Regions from separate parts of the Homo sapiens genome. Here region 1 is linked to region 2. A link is an interaction called in ENCODE POLR2A ChIA-PET data of the cell type or tissue named here. Cell type or tissue: PC-9. All regions are shown on one strand. Each heading gives the region's core, and the rest is flanking DNA. Links, peaks and the distances in the headings are about the cores only.

Evidence for each region. Peaks named below come from ENCODE experiments on the same cell type or tissue, not always from the same donor. Only the 100,000 strongest peaks of a DNase experiment are listed, where the experiment ranks them.
Region 1: POLR2A ChIA-PET joins it to region 2 with 6 read pairs; 2 of 35 experiments call an interaction of 5 or more read pairs at or near these places.

Annotation. Positions count from the first base shown.
Region 1 is chr16:21,719,579-21,724,957 of GRCh38, reverse strand. It overlaps OTOA (otoancorin), which reads right to left. Exons shown (of 29, transcript NM_144672.4): 18 at 1,980-2,053. Among named protein-coding and RNA genes, the nearest start is that of OTOA, 58 kb to the right of the region's middle. In PC-9, for the core only: no CTCF peak of the experiment used is centred there; no DNase peak of the experiment used is centred there.
Region 2 is chr16:21,626,078-21,631,456 of GRCh38, reverse strand. The region is part of intron 4 of METTL9 (methyltransferase 9, His-X-His N1(pi)-histidine); the gene reads right to left. Among named protein-coding and RNA genes, the nearest start is that of IGSF6, 24 kb to the left of the region's middle. In PC-9, for the core only: no CTCF peak of the experiment used is centred there; DNase peaks (open chromatin) are centred at 426 and 4,656; H3K4me3 peaks cover 1,077 bases; H3K27ac peaks cover 5,000 bases.

The DNA of each region.
Region 1 (5,379 bases), core at 75-5,074, 94 kb before region 2:
AAAAAATACAAAAATTAGCCAGGCGTGGTGGCGCACACCTGTAATCCCAGCTACTGGGGAGGCTGAGGTAGGAGAATCTCTTGAACCCAGGTGGCGGAGGTTGCAATGAGCCAAGATTACACCACTGCACTCCAGCCTGGGTGACAGAGGGAGACTCTGTCTCAAAAATAAATAAATTAATTAATTAATTAATTAATGTAAGGAAGAAAATAAAATGGCTCTGTAAAAGAGAATGACAATGGGGATAATCAAACGAGCCCCTTCTAAGGCAGTTCCATTTGAGCTGAGACATGAATGAGTGGTAGAAGTGCCATGCCAAGATCTGGGTTACTGAAATAATCTTCAGCTGTCTCCCTTCTTTCCATTCAGCCTCCCTGCATTCTATCCTCTATGTGGGTAGTGGCTATGATCTTTCTGAAATATAAATCTGATGGCTGCACACAGAATATGTGTGAAACACCTCACTTTACAAAGCCCCCATGATCTGATGTCCCTTAACTCTCTGGCCTTCTCTCCCCTATCTACTCTGCAGATATACCCCCATGTGTTCCCAGAGTGATTGGCTTTTCTTACCCACTGCTGAACCGGACATCCCCATTCCACTGCCTGGAATGTCCATCTTAAACTCTCTATCCAGCATTAGTTCGGTCTCCCCTGTCTCTCCAGTCTATGGGTGATATTCCCTCCTCTATGTCCAGTCCTCATTATCCCTCCCCTTTGCCTCTCCTTTGGAAGGCAATAAAAAAGTTGAGAAAGGCTGCATGAAACCCATCTGGCCTAGTCAAACCCACCACTTGACTGTTCAAGAACCAGATTCAACATCTTCCCCCAAACATGTTCTTCCACCTCTGTCCTAACAGAGGTGTGTAACAGCACCTGGCTTTCTTGGAAAGCACCTAGTTTTTCTTGGAGAACCATCTCCCTCACTCTAAGTCCTTGTGGTTTCTCTCCAGCTCCAGGGGTGCAATACAGATTGAAGTCAGTCAAAGTTACCCATCCTCCCAACCTCACTGATTGGTTCAAGGAAAACAAATTCGCCCAATTAAGGTCAATGAGAGTCAAACCCAAGATGTGTATTGAGAATGATGGGAAGAGAACATTTTTCTATTTTCCCTGAATATGAAACTGGGAAAATTTAACCTTAGATCTTCCAGGGTTCCCACAGAGGAACAACTTGCCTGATAGTGAAGCCAACAGAGAAAAGCTGGGACAAGAGACAAATGACATCATTTGCACCCCTAGATCGAGCCATGCCTGAAGTCCCTCTCTGAACTTTCCAGTTACCTGAACAAAAAATTCCCTTTTATTGCATAAGCCAGTTTCAGTTTCAGTTCTGTTGCTTTCAACCAAATATCAACCTGATATAATTGGCTTCATGTTTGTCTATTCCCTCTCCCACCATGAGATTATAAGGTCTTATAAATTAATAGGAATTTCTAAATCTTCAGATAGAAAATTTAGCTATCTGAGAACTAGCACACAGCAAGTACTCAATGAACTTTTTTTTTTTTTTGAATGAACGAAGACAATAAGAGCAAAAAAAGGTAGAGGGAAATAAAGAAGGAGAGAAGGAGAGAAACAATGTCCAGATCATGTTTGAAAAGCAGGGCCACCCTGCAGGCCCAAAAGCTCACACATGCCAGGAGAAACGCCTACTGCTCCCCTCAACTCTGATTCCCCTGGAGCCTGGCACAGCCGCAAAGCCAGGCCAGATGGGACCTGCCTCACTGACACTCATTCAGGCTTGGGTTGCTTTGGCTTGGTTTTTAGATAACAGGAAAAGCAAGAAGGTCTGTCTCAAATGTCTGTGTGATACTCAGAATTGAAATCCTGGATCTCAAGGGCTTAACTCTCTAAGGCATCCTCCACTCTGCCTCTGGTTCCTGAAGAAAACCCAGTGGGGAGAGAATCATTTTGACTTCAGTGATTCCCACCGATCTCACTGATGAGCCAGAAGGTGGGGGCTGATGTTCACTTACGGGAGTGCAGCCAAGAGGAAAGGTGGCATAGACAATCTGGAAACTTCCCAGTATTTCCACGCCAAACAATTAACCTGAAAGATTAAGCAGTTCTGGGGATTTAATGCAGTAAGAAGAAGAACAAACACAGTGCTTTCCATGTGCCAGGTACTATTCTAAGTGCTTCATACGTGTTCATTTATGCAATAGAGCACCCTATGATGTAAGTACCACTACTGTGCCCAGTTTATGGATGAGAACGCTGAGGTAATAACAAACATGAACACGGACATTTAAGTGTGAGAATGCTCATCGCAATTTTGCTTATATCTGCAAGAAAGGGAGATATAATTTTAATGTTCCTCAGCAGGGGATTGGTTAAGTAAATTATGGTATATACATACAATGGAATAGTGCACCTACTTTGTTTTAATAAGGTAGATTTATATATATATTAACACTAAATGATGTCTGTGCTATTTTATGCATGTGCATATATATAGTTATATTATATATAATGTAAAAACCACAAATGGGCTCATATTGTACACACAATTCTGTTAAACTATATATATAGCTTAACTATACATATAGTTATATATAGCTTAACTATACATATAGTTATATATAGCTTAACTATATATATAGTTTTATACATATATATATCTTAGCTATATATATAAACAGAACAGCATGTATAGTATGAGCTCACTTGTGTTTTTTTTTTTTGTTTTTTTTTTGAGACAGTCTCACTCTGTCACCTAGGCTGTAGTACAGTGGTGTAATCTCAGCTCACTGCAACCTCCGCCTTCCAGGTTCAAGCAGTTCTCCTGCGTCAGCCTCCCGAGTAGCTAGGATTACAGGCACCCCCCACCATGCACGGCTAATTTTTTTTTTTTTTTGTATTTTTAGTGGGTTTTTTTGGGGTTTTTTTTTTGTATTTTTTAAAAATTTTTTTAGGTTGGCCAGGCTGGTTTCGAACTCCTAACCTCAAGTAATCCACCCATCTCGGCCTCCTAAAGTGCTAAGATTACTGGCGTGAGCCACTGTGCCCGGCCCACTTGTGGTTTTTATATTACATATAGATACTTTTTTAAAATTTGGTTTAGAGATAGAGTCTCACTCTGTCACCCAGGCTGAAATGCAGTGACTCCATCATAACTCACTGCCACCTTGAACTCCCAGGTTCAAGTGATCCTCCTGCCTCAGTTTCCCAAGTAGCTAGGACTACAGGCATGTGCCACCATATTTGGCTAATTTTTGTATTTTTTTGTAGAGTTAGAGTCTTGCTGTATGTTTCCCAGGTTGGTTTCAAAGTCCTATCCTCAAATGAACCTCCCACTTCAGCCTCCCAAAGTGCTAGAATTACAGGCATGAGTCATTGTGACCGGCCTATATTTTATATATAAAAGAAAACTCTCAAAAGTAATAGCAAACTGTTCTTTATAGTTACCTCTGAAACACAGTTGCTCACCTCAGTATTATTGACATTTTCGACCAGGTACCTCTGTGTAGTGGTGCTGTCCTACGCATTGTAGGATGTTGAGCTCCACCCCTGGCCTCTACCCACTAGAGGCCAGTAGCTCTGCTCCGGTTGTGACAACCAAAAATGTTTGCAGACATGGCCAAAAGTCCCCTAAGAGGGCAAAACAGTACTCTGTTGAGAACAACTGCTCTGGGGAAAATTTGGGGAAATTTTACTTTCTCTGTATTGGTTGTTTGTGTGTGTGTGTGTGTGTGTGTGTGTGTGTGTGTGTGTGTGTGTGTAATAATTATGTGTTTTCAGAATGGGCGTGGTGGCTCATGCCTGTAATCCCAGCACTTTAGGAGGCTGAGGCTGGTGGATCACTGGAGGTCAGGAGTTCAAGACCAGCCTGGCCAACATGATGAAACCCCGTCCCTACTAAAAATACAAAAATTAGCCAGGTGTGGTGGTGCGCACCTAGAATCCCAGTTAGACAGGAGACTGAGGCAGGAGAATCACTTGAACCCAGGGGCGGAGGTTGCAGTGAGATTGAACCACTGCATTCCAGCCTGGGCAACAGAGCAAGGTCCTGTCTCAATAATAATAATAATGATAATAATAATAATAATAATAATAATGTGTTTTAGTAAAAATATAAACGAGAAAGGCAAATTTTCTAATTAACTGGTATTTGAAGGCTCTGAGAGCTGGAAGCCTAGGAAAGCACCTTCACTGGGGCAACTCTTCCTGCTCGAACATGTAGGTCTTCCTCAAAGCAGGTCTAGCTTCCATCCATTTGCTCAGTTATTGGCTTGCCCACCTGGGCAGGTCTTTTAATATAGTTCAGTGGTTTGTACCAGCAAACTGATTAGAAATGCAAAGTATTAGGCCTCACCCCTTACCTACTATATGTAAAACTCTGGGAGTGGGGCCCCCAATTTGTGTTTTTACAGCCTTCCACACAATGCTGATGCAAGCTCAACTTTGAGAATCACTAACAGAATTAACAGTCCAAGGGAATGAGAGAGCTTCATTAAAACTTTGCATATTCCTGTAATGATCTTGAAGGATTATACACCAAGCACTCTATGCTTCCTGGTTTTCTGGGAGATAATTTACTCTTTGGAAATTCTTCATTCTGGTCTGAAACACAAGGCCAGAGTTGAGAAGGTGCTTTTTAATATCCATTACAGGAGTCTGTAAGCCAGCGGTTCACACCAAAAGTTCAAATGCTGTAAGGCCTGTGTTTACTAGCTTAGACACTGAAAAATCAGTCACTGGCTGGGTGAAGTGGCTCATGCCTGTCATCCCAGCACTTTGAGAGGCTGAGGCAGGAGGATCACTTGAGCCCAGGAATTTGAGACCAGCCTGGGCAACATATCAAGACCCTATCTCTGCAAAAAATAAATAAATTAGCCAGGCATGGTGGTGTGTGCCTTTAGTTCCAGCTACTCAAGAAGTTGAGACGGAAGGATCTCTTGAGCCCAGGAGGTTGAGGCTGCAATGAACCATGATTATGCCACTGTACTCCAGCCTGGGTGACAGGGCAAGACTGTGTCTCAAAAAAAAAAAAAAAAGAAATCAGTTACTGCTTCTAGTCTCCCCAAAGGTTAAATAGCCTCCATAACCTTTTAGAAAATGAAGTTTTAAGTGAGAAAGAAAATGTTCTCAGAGTACTGTTTGCATTCACAGCTACTCCTGGAAAGTGTTGGAATATTAGCTGAAGGAGTACCTTCCATCCCACGGGAACATAATTATGAACACACAAAATACTGTCCCTTATGAATATATTTTAAGGCTTAAATTTGAGTATGGAATAACCAATCTGTTGATTCTTTGGCTGTAGTGATGTGGGTATTTGGAGCTGTTTAAAAAGAAACTGGAAAAAACCTGGCTCAATCTTTGGCCCTAAGTCATCACTTGCGTCTGAATGATTCTGGCATAAAGATCTTTAGA
Region 2 (5,379 bases), core at 190-5,189:
CTTACAGAATCAGGAAGGAGCCATCTATACCAATTCTAAGTTAATATACACTAAACGAGGTCTTATTAATAGCAAAGAATAATTGAAATCCCAAACTTAAAAGGTTTTCAACAAAAGTAAAGTTTGCTAAAAGTTAACAGTGTAAACATATATTATCCTAACTTCTAATCTTGTGGAAATCAGACCCTATCAATACTCTTCAAAGCTCAAGTCCGTCAGCACAGAGCCATACAACTAATACCCCTATTTATAGGGTTAGGAATGGCTACTGCTACAGGAACCGGAATAGCCAGTTTATCTACTTCATTATCCTACTATTACACACTATCAAAGGATTTCTCAGATAGTTTGCAAGAAATAACAAAATCTATCCATACTCTACAATCCCAAATAGACTCTCTGGCAATAGTGACTCTCCAAAACCCCTGAGGCGTAGACCTCCTCACTGCTGAGAAGGGAGGACTCTGCACCTTCTTAGGAGAAGAGTGTTGTTTTTACACTAACCAGGCAGGGATAGTACGAGATGCCGCCCAGCGTTTACAGGAAAAGGCTTCTGAAATCAGACACCACCTTTCAAACTCTTGTACCAACCTCTGGAGTTGGGCAACATGGCTTCTCCCCTTTCTAGGTCCTGTGGCAGCCATCTTGCTGTTACTCACCTTTGGGCCCTGTAATTTTAACCTTCTTGTCAAATTTGTTTCCTCTAGAATGGAGGCCATCAAGCTATAGATGGTCTTACAAATGGAACCCCAAATGAGCTCAACTAACAACTTCTACCGAGGACCCCTGGACCAACCCGCTGGCCCTTCCACTGGCCTAAAGAGTTCCCCTCTGGAGGACACTACAACTGCAGGGCCCCTTCTTCGCCCCTATCCAGCAGGAAGTAGCTAGAGTGGTCATCAGCCAAATTCCCAACAGCAGTTGGGGGTATCCTGTTTAGACGGGGGATTGAGAGGTGACAACGTGCTAGCAGCCCTCGCTCGCTCTCGGCGCCCCCTCGGCCACGGCGTCGGCTCTGGCTGTGCTCGAGGAGCCCTTCAGCCCACGGCTGCACTGTAGGGGCCTCCTCTCTGGGGCTGGCCGAGGCCAGAGCCGGCTCCCTCTGCTCACAGGGAGGTGTGAAGGGAGAGGTGCAGGCGGGAGCCAGCGTGGGTTCCGGGTGGGCGCAGGCTCGGCAGGCCCCGCACTTGGCGCCACCAGCCAGCGCCTGCTGGGCTTGATCGGGGGACAAGCTCCCACTGGGCTGTCGGAGTGCCCAGGCTAGGTGCCGCAAAGTCCCGCAGCCAGTGCCATTGAGAGGTGAAGCCAGCTGGGCTTCTGGGTCGGGTGGGGACCTGGAGAACTTTTCTGTCTAGCTAAAGGTTTGTAAATGTACCAATCAGCACTCTGTGTCTACCTAAAAGTTTGTAAACACACCAATCAGCACTCTGTGTCTAGCTAATGGTTTGTAAACGCACCAGTCAGCGTTCTGTGTCTAGCTAATCAGGTAGGGGACTTGGAGAACTTTTGTGTCTTGCTAAGGGATTGTAAACGCACCAATCAGCACTCTGTGTCTAACTAAAGGTGTAAACGCACCAATCAGCGCTCTGTCAAAACGGACCAATCAGCTCTCTGTAAAATGGACCAATCAGCTCTCTGTAAAATGGACCAATCAGCAGGCTGTGGGTGGGGCCAGATAAGGGAATAAAAGCAGGCCACCCAAGCCAGCAGCACCAACCTGCTGGGTCCCCATCCATGCTGAGGAAGCTTTGTTCTTTCGTTCTTTGCAATAAATCTTACTGCTGCTCACGCTTTGGGTCCGTGCCACCTTTAAGAGCTGTAACACTCACCGCAAAGGTCTGCAGCTTCACTCCTGAGGCCAGCAAGACCAGGAACCCACCAGAAGGAACTAACACCTCCAGACAGGCCGCCTTTATGAACTGTAACACTCACCGCAAAGGTTTGTAGCTTCATTCCTGAAGTCAGAGAGACCAAGAACCCACCAATTCCAGACACAGAACAATAGAAATTTATGAGTTCTGGTGAGGACCCTCTTTCTAGGTACAGGCTGCTGACCTCTTGTTGTATCCTTGCATGGCAGAAGGTAGAGAGAAGCAAGGTCTCTCGGAACTCTTAAAAGGGCATTCATCCCATTCAGGAAGGCTCTGCTCTCATGATCTCATCTAATCCTAATCACCTCCTAAAGACCCCTTCCTAATACCATCACGATGGGGGGTGGGGGCCTCAAAATATATATCTGGGAGGAACACAAACAAACACGCAGTCTATAACACAACTTTAAGAGGGAAATGTAATCACAGCACTTTGGGAGACTGAGGGGGCATCACTTGAGGTCAGGAGTTCAAGATCAGCCTGGCCAACATAGCGAAACCCTGTCTCTACTAAAAATACAAAAATGAGCCGGGTGTGGTGGCACACATCTATAACCCCAGCTACTCAGCAGGCTGAGTCAGGAAAATCACTTGAACCCAGGAGGCGGAGGTTGCAGTGAGTAAGCCAAGATCGTGCCACCACATTCCATCCTCGGTGACAGAGTGAGACTCCATCTCCAAAAAAAAAAAAAAGAAACATCTCAAGCCAAACAACAGCAACTTCAAGTAAAAAAAAAAAAAATTAGCATCATATTTAAAGTAGTAATATTTTCATTAAAGTTAGAAACAAGGCCAGGTGCAGTGGCTCACATCTATAATCCCAACACGCTGGGAGGCGAAGGCAGGCCAATCACTTGATTCCAAGAGTTCAAGACCAGCCTGGACAACGCCGCCAGACGCCCTCTCTACCAAAAAAATACAAAAGTTAGATGGGTGTGGTGGTATGCACCTGTAGTCCCAGCTACTCAGGAGGCTGAGGTGGGAGAATAGCTTGAGCCCAGGAGGTCAAGGCTGCAGTGAGCTGTGACAGCACCACTGCACTCCCGTCTGGGCAACAGAGCAAGTCCCTTTCAGAAAAGAAAGAAAAAGAAAGAAAGAAAAAAAAGTGGGGGAGGACAGGGGAGGGTGTTTTGTTTTTAAACATTACTAAGCAAATTGCTATCTAGAGACCTCCTCTAGTAAAGTTATACATCTAGTGGTGTGCTGGTAAATGTGTAACTACCAGCTTGGAGAAGAAAATGGCTATTTGCAGTGTTTGCCAATTTCTATAGTGTAAATACTCCCATCATGGTCAATTTCAATAATGGCCATGTTTAACAACCAGTTCACTTAAATTCCTACCAAAACAACAATCAGCTCTCATGAACCAGTCCACGCCAGCTCCAGCATCTACAGCTTACATGTAGACAACCATGTGGAGACATATGTGCTGGTAAGAACTACTTTCCTAGATACATTTAAGTGGAAAAAGGCAACAGAAGTTATTTATAATTGGGAACTGCCTGTATAATTTTTTTAATGTACATACAGACTTACATTTACATAGACTATCTTTTAAAGAATATTCAAGAAACCTGAACAAGATTGTGGAACTGGACTGGATGAGAAACTTTTTTTGTTTTGTTTGTTTTTTGAGATGGAGTCTGGCTCTGTCACCCAGGCTGGAGTGCAGTGGTGCAATCTCGGCTCACGGCAAGCTCCGCCTCCTGGGTTCACGCCGTTCTCCCACCTCAGCCTCCCCAGTAGCTGGAACTACAGGCGCCCACCACCACACCCGGCTAATTTTGTTTTTATATTTTTAGCAGAGATGGTGTTTCACTGTGTTAACTCAGGATGGTCTCGATCTCCTGACCTCATGATCTGCCTGCCTTGGCCTCCCAAAGTGCTGGGATTACAAGCATGAGCCACCACGCACAGCCCAGAAACTTTTTATTGTAAACCCTCTAGTAAGTTGCTTGAAGTATTTTTTTTTAATTACTGAATTACTTTTTAATAAAAATTACAATTTTGAAAAATTAAACATCATTAAATTTTTATTTTTACAATATAATTATCCTTCTCTTGACTTCATATCTTTCCTTCTTTGGGGGGTGCTTAAAATAATTCTCACTAGATTCAATAACCCCTAGCCAAAACTGGGTCAGTAAACCAAATAAACTGAAATTAGAATGGTATTTTTTTCATTTTTTTTCCAAATAGCAAAACTGCTGTGGTTCAACTTCAAGCCATTTACCAAAACAATTACCTAAGTAATCATTTCACCTACAACTACTTTTAGTTAAAAAAAAACAAATTAAGCCAAGTATGCAAAGCACACTCAGATATCCTCCAACAGTCCAGCATTCATGAATCTACACAGCAAAACCATTTTGCATCTCCCAGTCCTCATGGTTTCACATGGAAATCATCAGGATCTAATTAGTGACTCAGAGAAAGAAAGCAATAATAGAGTGCCGTGGCGCGCCTGCAAAATTTATAGGTCACTAAAAGTCACCCATAGCAACAAGGCTTCTTGTCTCAGGTCTGCAGTGTGTCACATGCCAGACTCCTCAGACTCAACAGGCAGCTCTGCACATCCACAATCAAGGAGCTTGTTTTCCACACTTCATGGAGACTTCCCTCTTGTCTAGTTTGACTTCCTCTCCATTTTTAGCATCAGAAACACAAGGAAATAAAATTCGTGGTTAGATTGATGTTTCTTCCCCCTGCTCTTTCATCTCCTGCTATGCCAGGAAGTAGCATTAAAGTTCTATCATGCGGTTGCCCAACAGGACACAGGAACCCAGGACCTTCCAACCTGATGACTAGTGAGTGCAATACAGAGAGCTGGAGCTGAGGCTTAATTACACAGGAAGGAGTAGCACTGAAGTAAGATCAGGTTGCTGAATCACGAAGGAGGACATTTTGCAACATATAGATGATATATATACACTCACATTTAAAAGCATTTTTTCTTTACCATGACAAACCACTCGACAACAGGAACATAAAAATGGAGATCTAAGATGGGAAAGGGGAGATCTGTTCTCTCTGCTCTTTTCCACACCCTTCTATATCGAAAGAATTCCCCATTTTCCCCATTATCAACACAAATCTGAAACCATTTGGTAAATATTAAGACAAGCATTAAATCTGAAGGCACTAAGATCTGGGGAGAAAAAACACATACAAGAAATTAAATTAATTTGTGACACCACAAATCCACACAGAATCCAATGGTTATATGAAACGGGCATTATTCCTTAAGACATAGATTTTCATATTTGATAATAATGACATTTGCAAAATCCTAATAGATTTCTTCAAAATGTCTGTGAGCTCTTAAGAGTTTCTGAAGTCAAGGTCAATCGAGGCAGTGAAATAGAAAATCTGAAGATTTTTCAGCCAGGGATGGTGGCTCGCACCTGTAATCTCAGCATTTTGGGAGGCAGAGACAGGAGGATCACCTGAGATCAGGAGTTAGAGACCAGCCTGGTCAACATGGCGAAACCCCATCTCTACTGAAAAT